2 separate regions of the Homo sapiens genome follow, and region 1 is linked to region 2. Evidence: read pairs that join two places in POLR2A ChIA-PET (ENCODE). Cell type or tissue: HepG2. All regions are shown on one strand. Links, peaks and the distances in the headings refer to the core of each region. The heading gives the core; the rest is flanking DNA.

The links. ChIA-PET counts read pairs that join two places held together with the same protein. Peaks named below come from ENCODE experiments on the same cell type or tissue, not always from the same donor. Only the 100,000 strongest peaks of a DNase experiment are listed, where the experiment ranks them.
Region 1: POLR2A ChIA-PET joins it to region 2 with 13 read pairs; 5 of 35 experiments call an interaction of 5 or more read pairs at or near these places.

The regions. Positions count from the first base shown.
Region 1 is chrX:120,482,560-120,491,635 of GRCh38, forward strand. No RefSeq gene overlaps it. Among named protein-coding and RNA genes, the nearest start is that of LAMP2, 18 kb to the left of the region's middle. In HepG2, for the core only: a CTCF peak has its summit at 3,633 (motif pointing left); DNase peaks (open chromatin) are centred at 3,642 and 4,432.
Region 2 is chrX:120,747,547-120,756,622 of GRCh38, forward strand. No RefSeq gene overlaps it. Among named protein-coding and RNA genes, the nearest start is that of C1GALT1C1, 120 kb to the left of the region's middle. RefSeq lists enhancers at 1,684-1,793, 7,544-7,623. In HepG2, for the core only: no CTCF peak of the experiment used is centred there; DNase peaks (open chromatin) are centred at 5,395 and 7,745; H3K4me3 peaks cover 1,397 bases.

The DNA.
Region 1 (9,076 bases), core at 330-8,329, 270 kb before region 2:
CAGGCGCACGCCACCACATCCAGCTAATTTGCATATTTTTAGTAGAGATAGGGTTTCACCATGTTGGCCAGGCTGGTCTCGAGCCCTGGACTTCAAGTGATCTGCCCACCTCGGCCTTCCAATATTGTTGGGATTACAGGCATGAGCCACCACACCCAGCCCTCATCCCTTTAATGTATGGTACAGGTAGGATTTTTTTTTCATACTTCCAACATTTTGCTTTGTGATCACGTGTCTAGCCATTTATTCCTTTAATCAATCAGCTTGGCTCCTCTCCATCCACGTTGGCTTTCTGGCTGTTCTTCAGGTACACTCCCACTTCCGGGGACTTGACACTGGCTGCTCTGCCTGGGACTTTCTTCTCTCAGGTATCCCGATGGGTAACTCTCTCATTTCCTTGAAGTCTTTGCTTAACTGTCACTTTCTCAATGAAGCCTATCCTGACTACGCTATTTAACACTGAGACCCCCCTTCCACCCATGTCACCCCACCAACACACTTTCAAACTCCCTTTTCCTGTCCATTTTTTCATAGCACTTATCTCTTTCTAACACAAAATAGAATTTAATTACTAATGTCGTGCACTTACTATCTGTCTTCTCCCATTAAAATATTAATGCCACAAAGTGAGGGGATTGGTGTGTTTTCTGTTCACTGATATATCCCTTAGCACTAAGAACAGTGCCTGGTACATAGTAGATACTCAGTAAATACTGCTGTCAAATTAATGAATTTATTGTCTTCGTGGTGCCTATTACTAGGCCAGATCCTGGAGTAGGGCTATAAGAGAATAAGACATTTTGTGACTTAGAATCTGCCTCTCCAAATATTATACACCTATTTGATTTCATTTTGGCTGGCTAGGCTGCAAACATTTGGAGGCAGGTATACTGCCTTTGACTTGCCTCAACTCCCCTGATGCTCACTCAGTCCCTTTCCTCCCCACCCCACGCCTGGTGCCCCAACCGTAATTGCTATTCTACTGGCACCCATTCTTTCCAAGTTTCTCTTCTCTCTTCAGTGGGGAGGAATAAGTAGGAAGGGGGTAAAATCACTCTTTTCACTAAATCTAGGTACTTACCAATATATATGATGTTGGAACGCTTCAGAAAAACACAAATGATTCTTAGAACAATAATTTGAGATTTTTATTTTTACAACATAAACGTGTAGGAAAACCTCAAACAACTCTAAAACTTAAAAAAGAAAAAAAAAGTTCAGGTGTGTTTTTGCCTTAAACCAATTCCAATAAATGAGAACTCAAACTTATAAAAATAGACTGGATCTGGGAGCAGCTTTTCACATTTCAAAGGATGCCTCACTTCATATAAAGAATTTACTACATGTTTTTGTTGTTGTTGTTGTTGTTGTTGTTGTTTTGTTTTGTTTTTTCTGAGACAGAGTCTCAATCTGCCACCCAGGCTGGAGTGCAGTGGCGCAATCTCAGCTCACTGCAACCTCTGCCTCCCAGGTTCAAGCGATTCTCCTGCCTCAGCCTCCTGAGTAGCTGGGACTACAGGCATGTGCCACCACGCCTGGCTAATTTTTTTGTACTTTTAGTAGAGATGGGGTTTCACCATGTTGGTTAGGCTGATTTTGAACTCCTGACCTCAAATGATCCACCCGCCTCGGCCTCCCAAAGTGCTGGGATTACAGGCGTGAGCCACTGCGTCCAGACAGTTATTTTAAATAGTTCGTTCAATTGAATAAAAAATTGAACCCATATGTCCTACAATGGAGAAACTGAGATTAAATGATCAACGTTCAATTCATACAATGGACTAGTAAACAGTCATTAAAAGTTATGTTCTTAATAAAATGGGAAAATGCTAATATTGTAATGGGGGAGAAAGTTGAAAACAAAATTGTATAATTACAATTATTTTTAAAAATCCATAATATTATATACCTTAAATTGGTATATTGGGCTATTAAAAAAAGGAAAAACAAACAAAATCCATAATAAGAATACTGGAAGGAAAGACACCAAATTATTAACAGATTGTTTCTGAGTGTAAAGATTGTAAATAATTTCCTTTTATTCTTTTGAATTGTCTGTCTACATTTTCTATAATGGGAGTGTATTATTTTTATTGTAAAGATTAATATATGGCCAGGCCCGGTAGCTCATGCCTGTAATCCCAGCACTTTGGAGGCCAAGGTGGGGAAGATCATTTGAGGTCAGGAGTTGGAGACCAGCCTGGCCAACATGGTGAAAACCCATCTCTACTGAAAATAACCAGGTGTGGTGGTGCACCTGTAATCCCAGCTACTCCGGAGGCTGAGGCAGGAGAATCGCTCGAACCCAGGAGGCAGAGGTTGCAGTGAGCCGAGATCGCACCACTGCACTCCAACCTGGGTGACTGAGTGAGACTCTGTCTCGAAACAAAATAAAATAAAATTTTAAAAAAGATTAAAGTAAACTTTAAAAACAAAATCCAGGTTTGATTTTTTAAAATTTGATTTGCACAAAACTTTCCAGAATTGTCACTATTGAGGTGACTATTGAGTTGTCACTATTGAGGGAGAAAAAATTCCAGGACAACTGTTTATCAAGTTTTTAATCTAATCACTCATTTGCTTAAGAACGAATCTATAAGATCTATTATACAACATGGTAACTACAGTTCATTACAATATGTTGTGGAATGAAAATTGCTAAGTAGCTAGGCGCGGTGGCTCACGCCTGCAATCCCAGCACTTTGGGAGGCCAAGGCAGTAGGATCGCATGAACCCAGGAGTTCAAGACCAGTGTGGGAAACATAGCAAAACCCCGTCTCTACAAAAAAAATGCACAAAATAGCTGGACGTGTTGGTGCATACCTGTGGTCCCACTGCTCGGGAACCAAGGTAGAAGAGTGAGAAAAACTGATGGTCCTTTTAAGAAAATGTGTGGCAGTTCCTTCTGTGGGAAATGAGGGAGGAGCCTCATGTCAAGTGGTTATTTAAAACCCATATCTTGTCATTTGTGGGCTTGAAATGAATTTGGCTAAATGAATTGACTAAATTGAATTTTTAGAAATCAAATCTTGATCTTCATTTTTAAAGGTTTAAAATGTATTTGTTCTTTGTATTGAATGGAGGAATTCCGTTTAAATGTTCAAAACTGGTAGGTAGGACTGTACAAGAAAAGATGAAGGCGGTGATGACAAACCAATAAATTCAAGGAGGCCGTTTGGAGAAATCGCTGAGTCAAGAGTACGGCAATCACGTGAAGATTTTAATAAAAACGAAACTAATCAGACGCGTTTAGACTTCCCTTCCCTCTCCACCCACTTTTGGTCTTGTTAAAGGGAAGAGGAGGGTCGGTTTTAATCAATCCTTCGGTTTCCCTACTGGGCGGAGCACTGAGAAGGTGGCGGAAGGAGGGGCAACTGGGCCCGGCTGGCGCGCCTTCAGGCACGTGGGTCTGGGTTGCGGACCAGGAACACAGCGATCAGGGCGAAACATTGGCCTTTTGTGTCTCTTGCGTTTGGTACGTTTTGGGGGCCGGCTGCAGCTGTGAAAGGCCGCACTCGCTGCCAGCGGTCAAGGCGACCTTGTTCAGCAAAGCCACTATTGTACTTTGAGCTAGTGACTCCGGCGGCTTGGCAGCTTTCTAGGCATTCCTCCAGGACCTTTCTCCCCCTGGAGGCCTCAGCTTTAAATGCAGTTTGTTTTTACAGTTGGATACAGCTCTATTCTTGGCTTTGGCGCCAGGAGTAGCTTGCAATCCTTGCCAGTTAATTGTGGCCTCTGCGCGAAAAGAACGATGAAGTGCTGCCCTTTTATGTCTAAAGGTGGCGCTTCGGACTTCGCTGGCAGTAGCTGGCAGTAGGTGCTTTGAAGTCTTTCTTCAGCGAACCTACTCATCTGGTGGCCTTTATGCGAGCATGAACCTGCACCAAAGCCACTAGGCTTAGTACCTGTCCTGGGTTGGCATGTCTGTGGGTGCCGCTGTAGCTATAAATGACTTTGATTGGCATAAACACAATTGTTTCACATGTGCACTTGTCAAAATTTAATTAATTGGACACTTTATTTCTGCTAGCGAAGTTTCCTAAAAACAAATAAATAGTACACTTTAAATATATGTAGTTTATTATATGTCACTGATGCCTCAATAAAGTTGTTTAAAAGAAGCACATTCAGAAGATTAATACATGATAACTAAGATTAAGTAACTGATAAAAATACAAAATGTGTTTCTTTTATCTACATCACCGAGTAGAGAAAAAAAATCACATCTATTGCCCAATTTCGTAATTTAACTGCCATTTATTTTAAAGCCTTTAATTTCTGTAAATATAGGCACGTGGTTTTACTTGCAAAGTTTTCCTGAGGATGTTTAGTTAATATTTGATTTACTATTGCCCTGACACCGAAGAAAACACAAAGCCACTATTCTTCAAAAAAGAAAAGAAAAAAAGAAAGAAAACAAGTGATCATAGCCCCGTAGGAGATAGCCCGGCACAGGGGTCAGGAACCCTGGCTAAGGGGTCAGGCCAACGTCGGTCTGAACGGAAACTGCCATATACCAGCTGTGTGAGCTAAGTTGAATTCCTCACTTTCTCTGAGCCTCGGCTTTCTCACAGAGTTCCTGAGTGAATCAGGGTCAGCAAGGGAGGAGTAGAAGGAGAGTAATTTGGGGGGAACCTCAACTCTACGTGGGCCTCAAATATGGGCTGCTGTCTCATAATAAATTTGTGTGGAATTACTGGGAGAATGATTCTCACAAAAGTCGATCCTAAGTGAAATCCGTCAGCCCTGCTACTAGAAGGTAAGAGAATAGGAGGTCGGTGAGTGTCCTTAAAATCTGAAAGTTTCAGCTGAGTGTGGTGGCTCATGCCTGTAATCTCAGCACTTTGGGAGGCCGAGGCAGATGGATCACCTGAGGTCAGGAGTTCGAGACCAGCCTGGCCAACATGGTGAAACCTCGTCTCTACTAATAATACACAAAGTAGCCAGGCATGGTGGTGCATGCCTGTCATCCCAGCTACTCAGGAGGCTGAGGCAGGAGAATCACTTGAACCTGGGAGGCAGAGGTTGCAGTGAGCCAAGATCACACCATTGCACTCCAGCCTTGGCAACAAGAGTGAAACTCCGTCTCAAAAAAAAAAAAAAAAAAAATAGAAAGTTTCCCAGGCCTGGAGGACTTTTAATGATTAAATGAGATAATAATGAATGTGAAGGCCCAGAACGCTACCTGATACATACTACTGTGTAATCAATGGTATTTATTTCTATTTTGTCATTATCATCAGTGGTGTAATCACCACCAATGGCACTTATTTTTTTTTTATTCTCATTGGTGATCGAACCACCTACCTGATAGTATTATTGTGAGCAGAGCATTAATGAACAAAAGCAAGTAGAGTTCCTAGCAGAGAGCCTGAGACATAAGGCTAGTCGGTATTCATTTTCTTCCCCCTTCCCTCTCCCTTACTTTGAAGCATTCAGCTCAGATGCAGCCTACATCATGAAGTTTTCCCTGCTTCACATTTCCCAAGTCAACACATGTGGCCTTTCCTGTGGCTACGGGGTTGGATGGGAGAAGCGTCATTGCCAAGTGCAGGCTAGTGTGGGAGACCTGAGTTGGCTCAGCTGGCACTGAGCTGCAGGAAGGCATCTAAGCTTGCACCGACGTGTTGCCCTGGACTTTGTGCACTTCCGTGGTAGTTGCTATAAGGGAAGGAAGTGGGGTGTCACAGGTTGGGTTTTGCCAAAATAGGCTGAGGTAGAATTTGAAGTGAAAGATGTGTATTTAGAAATCAATACCTGTGAAAGGAAGGGGTGGGAGGCAGGATGCATCCCAACAACGGTGATGCCAGCCCAACACAGCCTTGACCAACCCCACAGGAATGTCTGGAGTGACTATTGCCATCAGTGTCCCACAATGGGCTGATAAGGCTGGGCCTTCATCCCCCTCTCTCTATCACTGGACGCAGGCTGCCCTGGAGAGAGCATGACCTCATGACCTGAAGTGGAGGCAGACCCTGCAGTCGCTGACAGCTAATTCTTTTTCATTTTCATTTTTCGAGACGGAGTCTTGCTCTGTTGCCCAGGCTGGAGTGCAGTGGCATGATCTTGGCTCACTGCAACCTCCACCTTCTGGGTTCAAGTGATTCTTCTGCCTCAGCCTCCCGAGTAGCTGGGGCTACAGGCGCATGCTACCACACTCAGCTAGTTTTTGTATTTTTAGTAGAGACGGGTTCACCATATTGGCCAGGCTGGTCTTGAACTCCTGACCTTTTGTTCCGCCCGCCTCGGCCTCCCAAAGTGCTGGGATTACAGGCATGAGCCACCGCACCCGGCCTGATTCTGAGCATACTCTTCACAGCTGAGCAGCAAGTCCTTTTTTGCAGGGGGATCAGAATGGCATATTCCCTGTGTCCGCCACAACGGGGGCAAACCAACAGTATAGTAACACATGGCAAACCGTTGAATGTCCCGAACAGTGAATTGCAACTATATCTCAACATGTAAGGAAGAGGACTAGCAGCCATCTCTTGACACAGGATAGTAGGAAAAGTGAGATGAAATGTCTGTGTACCAGACAACTGTACATGTGCGGTAAGAGCAGCTGCCACAGAGAAAAGAGTGAGTGCAGGAAGAGAAGGGAGGCAGGCCTGGGACCCAAGCCTTGAAGCACTCCTAACAGTTAGACTTGGGTAGAGGAGGAGGAACATCAGAGTAAGGATGAAACCCCCCCAGAAGCGAAAAGAGGGAAGAACATTTTAAGGAGGATGTGTAATCAACTGGGTCAAAAGTTCATCATCCACATCATCATCATCATGATATTACTATTCTAGGATGTTGGTTAAGACCACGTGGAGTTATTAAATGGGACTCAGTTTAAGAAATAATAGGCTGGGCCTGGCAGCTCACACCTGTAATCTCAGTACTTTGGGAAGCCGAGGTGGGAGGATCACTTGGGCCCAGGATTTCGAGACCATACAATGAGACCCCATCTCTACAAAAAATAAAATAAAAACTAGCCAGGCATGGTAGCATGTGCCTATCTATAGTCCCGGCTACTGGGGAGGCTGAGGTTAGAGGATGGCTTGAGCCTGGGAAGTTGAGGCTGCAGTGAGCCGTGGTTGCACCACTGCATTCAAGCCAGAGTGACAGAGTACGACCTTTTCTCAAACAAACAAACAAACAAAAAGAAATGATAATCTAGTGAGAAGTAGTATAACCAGGATGACTCTACATTCTCATTTTGCCTGGGACAGTCTCAGTTTATATCCATTGTCCCACATCTCATCCAATTTAGCATTTGTCTCACATGTTTTTCATTTTTGAACTAAATATTACTCTCAATAGTTCCACTAAAATAATTTGGTTTGAGTTTAGTAGATCTCCACTTTGAACTTCCAGTTTCTACAGAGTTCTCATTTTGGCTCTCACCTGATTAAATCTGAAAAACAACCACTGATAATCTCTCTTTTCCTTACCCTTTCCAGAAATAACATAACTAACCTCCCCATCAAGGAAAGCAGGCGGAGGAACTCATTGATAAAAGGAAATATGCCCAGACATCAGCAGTTAGGGACTGATAACAACCTCAGATCTCATGTAGTGGTGGAGGAAGTATCTGACACTGTTCAGCTGCCTGCCACTTGGAGTACTGGCCAGTGGTTCTTTGGCCTGTGAGTTCCATGTGTGTTTCAGAAGCCATCAGGTCAGACTTGGAACCAACCCAAATGCCCATCAATGATAGACTGGATAAAGAAAATGTGGCACATATACACCATGGAATACTATGCAGCCATAAACAAGAATAACATCATGTCCTTTGCAGGGACATGGATGAAGCTGGAAGCCATCATCCTCAGCAAACTAACACAGGAACAGAAAACCAAGCACCGCATGTTCTCACTCATAAGTATGAGTTGAACAATGAGAACACATGGACACAGGGAGGGGAACATCACACACCGGGGCCTGTTGAGGGGTTGGGGGGAAAGGGGAGGGAGAGCATTAGGACAAATACCTAATGCATGCGGGACTTAAAACCTAGATGATGGGTTGATAAGTGCAACAAACCACCATGGCACATGTATACCTATGTAACAAACCTGCACGTTCAGCACATGTATCCCAGAACTTAAAGTTAAAAAAAGAAAAGAAAAGAAAAGAAGCCATCAGGTCGCCAGTTAGCAGGGTCAATGGGAAATGTGGGCAATTATAGGTAAGGTGTACCTGTATAGACATAGGAAATAGAGGCTGAGCATACCAGCCACAGAAGATATAGAGAGCAGTCTGAAAATTCTCACAACAGTGGTTGTATAATTTACGCATGGTGTAAATATACAACTATGTATTGATTGATAATGCTTTTTTATTTTGTTATAAACCTTCTTAGCAGTAATGAGCTCAAATAAATGAAAGTACATGTTTACTGAAAATTTAGGTACTGGCGGGCATGGTGGCTCATGCCTGTAATCCCAGCACTTTGGGAAGTTGAAGCTGGAGTTTCGCTTGCACTCAGGAGTTTGAGGCTGCAGTAAGCTATGATTGCACCACTGCACTCCAGCCTGGGCAACAGAGCAAGACTCCATCTCTAAAAAAAAGCAGGTACTAAATTTGGTGATGTACATGTAACTTGCACAAAATGTCTATTGATGTTTACCACTGTGAGGGCCACAGTGATATAACTGACCACACAAAACCCAGAAGGCAATGGTCTGTTGAGGAAGCATCAGCATCTACCTCATAAGGCAGTAGTTATTTTAAGAATGTGCTTAAGGACCACAGGTTTACATATAACTCTATTCAACGTGATTCTCATCTAGATCAAATGACTGTTCTTCTAAATTCATTTTGCTCAATTTTTATTCCAACTTTCCTTGTGCACATACAAAAAGTGAAGTTGTAGCTATTAAGGTGTTGGCTGCATTAGCCAAACAGTTTAATGATGCCGACCTTATATCGGTGTCCTCAGGTGCTTCAAATAGAAGTTAAATTAATAGTGATACATTTATTTCATCCAATGTATGAAATCAAAATAACAATTTTGGAACTGATTTCTGTTGAAGAGAAGACATCTGACAGCATCATAAACGCTGTTGTAATATAAACAAGATAAAATCCT
Region 2 (9,076 bases), core at 486-8,485:
AAAGCTTCTGCACAGCACAAGAAATAATCAGCAGAGTAAACAGACAACCCACAGAATGGGAGAAAATCTTTGCAAACTACATATCTGAAAAAGGACTAGTATCTGGAACCTACAAGAAACTCAAACAAATCAGCAAGAAAAAAAATCTCATTAAAAGGTGGGCAAGTGACATGAGTAGGCATTTCTCAAAAGAAGATATACAAATAGGCCAGGCGTGGTGGCTTACACCTGTAATCCTAGCACTTTGGGAGGCCGAGGCGGGTGGATTACTTGAGGCCAGAAGTTCAAGACCAGCCTGGCCAGCATGGCAAAACCCCATCTGTCCTAAAAATACAAAAATTAGCCGGGCATGCCTGTAGTCTCAGCTACTCAGGAGGCTGAGGCACGAGAATTGCTGGAACCCAGGATGCAGAGGTTGCTGTGAGATGAGATGGAGCCACTGCACTCCAACCTGGGTGATAGAACGAGACTCTGTCTCAAAAAAAAAAAAAAAAAAAAAGCCCACAACAAAACAAAAACCAAAACCAAACAAACAAAAATGGCTCAAAATCACTGATCATCAGGGAAATGTAAATTAAAACCACAATGAGATACCACTGTACTCCTGCAAGAATGGCAATTATTAAAAAGTCAAAAACCAATAGATGTTGGCATGGATGTGGGGAAAAAGGAATGCTTCTACACTGCTGGTGGGAATATAAATTAGTACAACCTCTATGGAAAACGGTATGGAGATTCCTTAAAGAGCTAAAAGTAGATCTACCATTCGATCCAGCAATCTTACTACTGGATATCTACCCAAAGGAAAATAAGTCACTACATGAAAAAGACACTTGTACACATAGGTTTATACCAGCATAGTTCACGATTGCAAAGATGTGGAACCAACTTAAGTGTCCATCGACCAATGAGTGGATAAAAAAAATGTGGTATATACATATATACACCATGAAATGTTACTCAGCCATTAAAAGGAATGAAACAATCTTTTGCAGCAACTTGGATGAAGCTGGAGGCCATTATTCTGAGTGAAGTAACATAGGAGTGGAAAACCAAAAACTACATGTTCTCATTTATAAGTGGGAGCTAAGCTATGAGTACACAAAAGCATACAGAGTGATATAATGGACTTTAGAGACTCTGAAGGGGGAGGCTGGGAGGGGGGGCAGGGATAAAAAACTACACATTAGGTACAATGTACACTACTCGGGTGATGGGTGGACTAAAATCTCAGAATTCACCACTACATAATTCATCTATGTAACCAAAAGCCACTTGCAGCCCAAAAGCTATTGAAATAAAAATTTAAAAAAATATATTAAAGAATTAAAAAACCCAAAAACAAAATCCAAAATTCTCAGAAAGGCTTTTAAAATATGATACATGGGAGAAAACCCTGCAACAAAGACATGAGGTCCCATCATTATTGTGAATTAGCCCCTTGATCAACAACCATCACTTGAACATACACGGACTGCAGCAGCAAATGGGTTAGAAAAATGGGAGGCTAGCTATTTGTTCTTTAGGGAGACAGAGCTATTAGGGCGATGTCTGGCTGAGTTATTGAAGGAGAGGGATGTGTTCAAGGTACAAAATGGGTCCTTGAAATAGTTTCTCGTATGATGGCTCAGAAAGAAAAATAGGACTCCAGCCCTTCACATGACGGCAACCACCATTTGTTACTGTCTGCTGCATCTAGACTGGAATGGGGTCTGTCAGTGAGCTTCATGTTGACACAGGTGCTGGGGAGAGGTTGAAGAGGGGGAAGTTAGCTGGAGACACTGCTGTCAGGATCAGCACTGGGGCAGAGAGGAAGCAGCTGCGTTTCGGTGGTAGAAGTGGGAGGGGAAGGAAGAGGGGTCTGCAAGGGTTCTGTACATCCTGCACTGACAGAACTCAACAGCCCAGCCCTGCCTGGCTGGCCCTGGACAAGATAGACCCTGGGCAGCAACTGGGAGAAGGGAAGAGGAGAAGGGGAGCTCCTGGGGCCAGAATCATTCAGCAGAGGCTGTGGTTTCAGTGCATACCTTTGTGTGAAAGGAGTGCACCAAATCATTGAGTTGGGCTGTAATTCCAAGGGCTATAATTATAATTCCAATTCTTTTTTGTTTGTAATATTTCAAATTCTTGGTTCCTAGATATTGATCAGCAAAAAATTCCTCAGATGGCAATAGCCTCTTTTCTCCTGCAGCTCTCTCCCCACCCTTAGCCCTTACAAAGTAGAGCAGGAAGCTATTTTCTTTCCTCATTTCCATGGGAGAAGGAAAAAAGAAATAATAACAAAAGCCCATATTTGTTGAAGACTTTCCATGAGCTGGGCACTCACAACAATCCTGAGAGGTAGGTATTAATATTGGCCCCATTTTACAGATGAGGATATTGACGGTCGTTTACCCCTGCTTATTTCCTTCACAGTGCTGATCACAATCTCTAATCGTCTTATTTATTTGTACCCTTGTCTGTTCACTCCCATAGAGTGTGCACTCTATAAAAGAGGACTTTTGTCTATTTTGTTCGCTATATATGTGCAATGTGTAAAAGTGGGTGTGTGGCACATCACAGATTCTCAGTAGCTTGTATTTCTGTCAGGTTTTGGATTTGATTTTACCCCACTTACAATCAAATAATTTAGCTTGTTACTGTTTTATGATTGCTGGAAGAAAATACAAGACTTCTGGATCAGAGACAGACTGTATTACTCACAACACATTAAACAACATGAGCATCAGCAAGTTTGTGTCACTTGCCCTTGTCCCCAAGTCCCATAGGGATGACACAGAGGGACCCAAATTCATGCTTTATATGCAGTCGGTTTACATCACAGCTGTGGGACAATGACACTAAGCTTGGGGAGCCCAGAGTTTTGTAGCAAGCGGTAAGGATTCCCACTCTTTGTCCCAGAGGCCATGTTACCTCACCCCTGAAAATTTCTCACTGCCACTATTAATATAACCCTGAGAAATGTCCCTGGAAAAGAGTTGCCAGGGCCTTGCATTCTTGGCATGCCCAACAAGAAGTATAGGAGCATAAGAGATCCAGGGAGGAGTGTCTCCCAATATCCTACCCCACTTACCCCACTTAATTACTTCATGCAGAAAATGGGGATGACAGTATCTACTTGATATAGTAGCTATTAAGTGAGTTATGTGCTCAAATGTCACTTTTTCAGTGACACATTCCCTGACCATCCTACTTAAAATAGAGGTCACACCTCCAGCATTCTCTGAAAATACTACTTTATTGCTTTATTTTACTTCACAGCACTTACCACTATTGAATATACTCAACATTTCACTCATTTATCTCTCTCATTGTCTGTCTTCCATGAAATGGAATGCAATGCAGGGATATCTTTCATATCTCTCTGTCCTGCTTATGACTGGATCATCAGTGCCAAATTCAGGGCCTGGCACATTTTAGGCATAAATAATAAAATACTTGTTGAATGGGTGAAAGCACCCAGCCCAGTGCTTGACACAAAAAAGGGCTTCATATATACTAGTTTCTCTTCCACCCTGCTCATGCCTGTCTCCCTTTTTTTCAAACTGCCCATACATCCATCAATCCCCCAACCATGCTTGGGCTCCGGTCCACCCTCCCACCTGCTCTATCATCCCAAGCCCCTGCTGAGTTGCCCGTGCACACCCAAGAACCCACCCTCCCTCTTCTCCTTTTTCCTTCCTTCCATTTGGCCAGTGGGGGTGGGAATTACTACCTTCTAAATCTGAATCTGAGCGCACACAGAAAATATGATGGGGGTCCCACTTTCCACAGGAGCAGTAAAAAAAAAGATAATCATAAATTCTCCCATGTTATTGAGTGCTGAACATGTGCTGTATCATTTACACGTGTTTGCTCAAGTAGTCTTCACGGGAACACTGGAGGGGGAAGTATTATTATTGTCCTCACTTGACAGATAAGGAAAATAAAGCTCACAGGGGCTAGATGACTTAACCCACCTATAGCTGGGACCAGAACCCATGCAATATAACTCTAAAGTCCATGGTCCATTGAAGGGCCCAGGAACTGAAGGTAAGTCTATTGAAGACAGAAGGTATTAAATGAGCCAAGGGTATGTAATTTCTAACCTCTCCATGGACTTCCTGCCTCCTCCCTGAACTTCTGAGCTACTCAGTGGGCACTTGTATTAGCCTCTCTTTAATGCAGAGGCCTTATCTCCATATCTGGTCTAGACTGCAAACTTATTGTGGATAAGCCCATGTGTTATTACTGTCTGTGGCACTCATAACTTTCACACAGCAGGCTCTTAGTAAACAACAAAGGCAATGACCATAGCATCAGCAGCAGGTGTTGGAGTCACAGAACTAGGTTTGAATTTCAGCTTTGATTTGAACTCGTTTTGTGACCACGGGCACTTTGTTCCACCCCTCTGAACCTGTTTCCTTGTCTGTAAAATGGGCATAATACAAGTACTTATTTCAGATGGTTGTAATTTACAAATGAATTCAAATGTAGTGATTAGAACAGTGCTTGGCATGAAATAAATATTCAAGAAATGTTAGCTATTTATTGTTGCTATTATTATTAGAATCCCTATATGCCACTTTAATATTCACTTTAAAAATATAATCTTATCACACTTGAACATAATAGGTGTTATTACTATTTTATACACATGTCTCAGAAAGATTAAGGTAACTTTTACACAGAGTGACAGAGTGAAGTTTTGAATCCTCGATGCTATTTCTGCTACATGAATTGAATGGTTTCGTCTTTTCTGAAGGAGTGGAATGGTGGGCTTCCTTGATTAAGCCATTTCTTTAATGAAATGCTTGACCAAGACCCTAACAGCCACCAAGCTATGGAGGATCTTACTCAGTTATCTCCAGAAACCTGGCCAGAGGGAATGGGGTGAGGGAGAAGCTGAAGGCAAGGTGAGGGGGTGTGTGTGCTGGCTTTCTGAGAAGCTTAGGGTTAGAACAGGGAGTTGAGGAAGGGCCAAAGTAGAATTAAATTCAAATGCAGGTGATTTCACTGAGGCTAAGAAAATGATACCCCCCTACCCTCCACCCCTCACAGCTGCAGTGGGGCCCAGCTTGCAGCTGGGAAGGCTTTTGCGTTTACTACTCACAGTTCTCTGGGAGCCAATGTTTGCTTCCCTTTCTCCGGGGTTTTGTGCAGGGAGAGGTGCAGAGCAACAATCAGAGACCAAATAACTTAATTCAAGGCCAAACAGATGCTTTTTTTCTTGAAGGTATCCAGGGGTATGATCTGCAACAGAGCTGCTCATCACCGCTCTCTAATTTTGGGGCCTCGTGTAGGGGAAGAGCTCATTCGCTTCTCTTGGGATGTGAGCCAGCTGGGATAGATGCTTCACTAAGAGACATGTGTGCACTTTGTCCTGATCTGAGCTCACTGTGAAGGGCCTTTGAACTCATCAAGCAATTCCAGGAAGTGGAAGATGATCAAAGAACACAAGAGAATCATGGTTTAAGCTTCTTTTAAAGTCGAGTTTGGATGTGCTGTGAAGAGGGAGGAGGCAGCTTTCTTGTCCACCGGCATCACATAAAGAGAAGAGCTGTGAATCCCCACAAAGAACCACTTGCACCATAAGTACCAGGGCAGGGGAGGCGTGGGGCTTGTAACATTAGATTATTGGGCCCTCCTCACACCCTCAAAATCAGAATTTGGTGGGGCGGGGGGCTGCGGGAGGACGGTGAGAGTAGGTCCCAGCAGTCAGCAATTCAAATAAGCCCCCAGGTGACTCTAATGTACTGGAAAGTTTGAGGACAACTAAGTTAAAGCATGGGACTTGGAGAGTTCCAACCCTGCTTCTACTACTTATCAACTCTGTGATCTTTGGCAAGCTATTTAACCTCTCTGAGCTTTAGATTCTTCCTTATAGAATGGAATAACCATAGTACCTCCCTCACAGTGCTGTGGGGAGGATTAAATGAGATAACATGTTCCCAATTAGAAATGGTAGTTATTAAATTTCTTCTCCCATTATGCATTATTTTTGTTTCTCCTTTTGAGTAGGAAATGCAAATTTATCTTTCTCCACTTGAAGCACACCACCCCCCGCCGCCCCCGCATTTTCCTTTCACCAGCAGGTGTTTGGCACGTCTAAACACTTGTTTAAAACCCTGTTAAAAACATAGGCAAAGCAGAGGCTCCATACAGTGGCTAAAGATGTTTACCACATGGATGGCACACCTGAGAAGTGCCTACCTGAGCAGTGCCCTTTTCAGATGATCTTCTCCTAACTTCCCACCTCCCTCTCCCTAAATTAAAACCTTTGCATCCAGTGTACTGTCTCTGTACGGTTCTTCTCTGTGTCAGGGCTAGAGCACCAATGAGTTAGTCATGCAGTTGCATAATTATGCAGTGTTATCAATCTCTTGTAAGTTTGGTGAATGGGAGTCGTCAAGAAGATCCCACCTCGCACCTGTGTGGGCTGGCAAAATACGGTTTTTCACCTCTAAAATGGAAAGCCAGCTCCTGGACCTAAGTCGGCCCCAGGAAAGCACTGCTATTTGTAGACACTGCCTCTCTGTCTTACCTCTTAATCATAGCACACTGAATACTGCCTCACAACACCGCTAGCTGTCCCTTTTGGTTTTTTCCCCTTGATGATGGTTGGAACCTAATTTCACCTAGATTCTTTCATTTAACAAATAATTATTGAGCTAAGAAGGGTAATCCCAGAGATGGCTGTTATTAAGAAGAGCTATTTGACTTTTTAAACCAGGAGTTAACGCTGGCTATACCTTAGGATTACCTATATAGCTTCGAAGAAAGATTCCTGGGTCCTACTCTTGGAGATTCTGAATTATCTGGTATGAATAGATTTAAAAAGCCCTCTGCCCAGATGATTCTAATGTATAGTCAGGGTTGAAGGCCACTTCTTTATTTAAAAAAAGACACACACACACATTTTTTTTTTCTAAACATTATGCCGTAAGGGTAAGGCCGTTACTTTAAACTAGGTGAATTCACTTATTCCACAAATAGTGAGTGCTTATCATGTACCAGGCATTGTTATACGCCCTGGGAATACATCCATGAACAAAAGAGACAAATATCCCTACCATCATGGAGTACGATGTTTTAATGGGAAAGACAGACAATAAGGTAATAAGATATGTGTTATGTTAAATGACGATAAGTACAATGAAGAAAAAGAAAGTAAGGAAGGGAGATTGAGAATGCCAGAAGTGATGTGTGATCGAATTTGAATTAGGGTGGTCAAAGAAAGTTTCACAGAGAAAGGGACAATGAGGAAAACCTGTAAAAGGTTTCTGGTGTCAGCCATGCAAAAATCTGGAGAAAGAGATTCTTGGCAGAGGTCACAGCCAGAACAAAGATCTTGATTCAGGAGTGCGTTTGGTGTGTTCTAGGAAAAGAAGTCTAGTGTGGCTGGAGGGAAGTGAGTGAGGGGAAGAGAGGTAGAAGATGAGGTTAGAGAGTTCATGGGGTTAGTGACACCAGATTAGCAAGTTGCTTAGGGCCTTGTAGGCCATTGTAAGGATTAGGACTTTTAATTTGAGTGAGACAAAAAGACATTGGATGGGTTTAAGCAGAGGAGTGGTGTGATCTGAATTAAAAGGGATCACACTGGCTGTTGTGGGGAGGATAAATTATAGAGTAGCAAGCATGGAAAAAGGGAGGCTATGTCAGGGGTTGGGGAAGTATTATTTGTTTGAGTGTTCTTGAACTCTCCTGTTCTCTCACCTTGTTGGGTTAGGGGGAGGGGTGGGGTGGTTTGTGACCTAGGACTTTGTGCCTTTTGAAAAAGGGAAGTAACTAACACGTGACAGTGTGTGTAACATTTGCAGATGTGGCTTCTCTGGATCAAGAGCCAAACAAACCTGCCATAGCAATTTGAATTTCTTCCTCTTAAGCCTCTTATTCCACTTCAGATCCCCCTCCTGACCTATTCTTTGGGGATTCTTAGATACATTTCCATCCCCCATAGTGACCTAGGTCTCTTATCCAGCTTTATTTCCTGCTTTTGACAGAGGAAAAAGATAGACTTCTGAATTGATGTGAGTGGAGATCTTATTATAGTAGCCACCTATAAAATAGCAGGAGGTAGAGATGTTTAATGTGTAAAATGGTTGTTGTCCTGGAAAAAAATCAATACCATAAATGTGAATTTAATGGGATCCCTCAGGGAATGGGAGTCTGGGCAATGTAACATTTTAGTTAATTGAAAGGTAACCCACTTCTCACCTTTGTTTTTTTCCCTCTTTTCTTTAAATTAGCTCTTGTTTCTGAGTGTGACAATCAAAGTGTTTACTGTGTGCATGTAATGTGCCAGGCACTGTGCTAGGTGTTTTACACACAGAACCTTATGCAATCCCTGTAACAACTGATGATGTAGATGTTTTCTTTATTCCCATTTTAAAGTTGAGGAAACCGAGGCTTGGAGAAATTAAACCGCTCACCTGAGGTGTCTTAGCTGATAAATGCCCAAGCTAGTCTGTCTGATGCTGAGACGCAACCTCAGTGATCAGTGTCTTGCTCATCATGGACTCTATTGTGTTTAATTTCTGGACTTCAGACAGGGCTTTAGCATTATCCTGCTAGCCATCTTGGAAGACTGTTCTAGGTTAGAAATGGAGGCAGAGAGAGAGGGTCAGGAGCCTGGGCTATGTGATGGCAGCCTTGGGAATGGGGTCCATTTACTGTTATTACTTTTTAAAGTAAAAGTTTTAATATCAACCTGTTTTCTTGTTACTAGGTTCTTCTAATGGACTGCAGAAGAGCAGTGTTTAGTTAACTGATAACAGTGTTATGATGTTACTTTAAGCATCGAAGCTCCTTAATTTGGTATGCCCAGTTTTTATTTTTGGTGGGGGACAGGGTGCAAGGAAATCAATCGGAATTAGCTGTAAATCTGAAATCCAGACTGTTTTAAATAAGTGCAGTCTCGTTTCATTTTTTTCAGTCACATTTAGTAACATAATCTAATGCTAACAAAGTGTCAAAGTGAGGCCTATTTTAATAAATACATTAAAAAAGTCATTCACTGTTCTATGCAAATGAGTTCTTTCATAGTTTAAAAATGAGCCTACTCATTTGCTTAACAAAGCTGATTTTCCCAGATCAA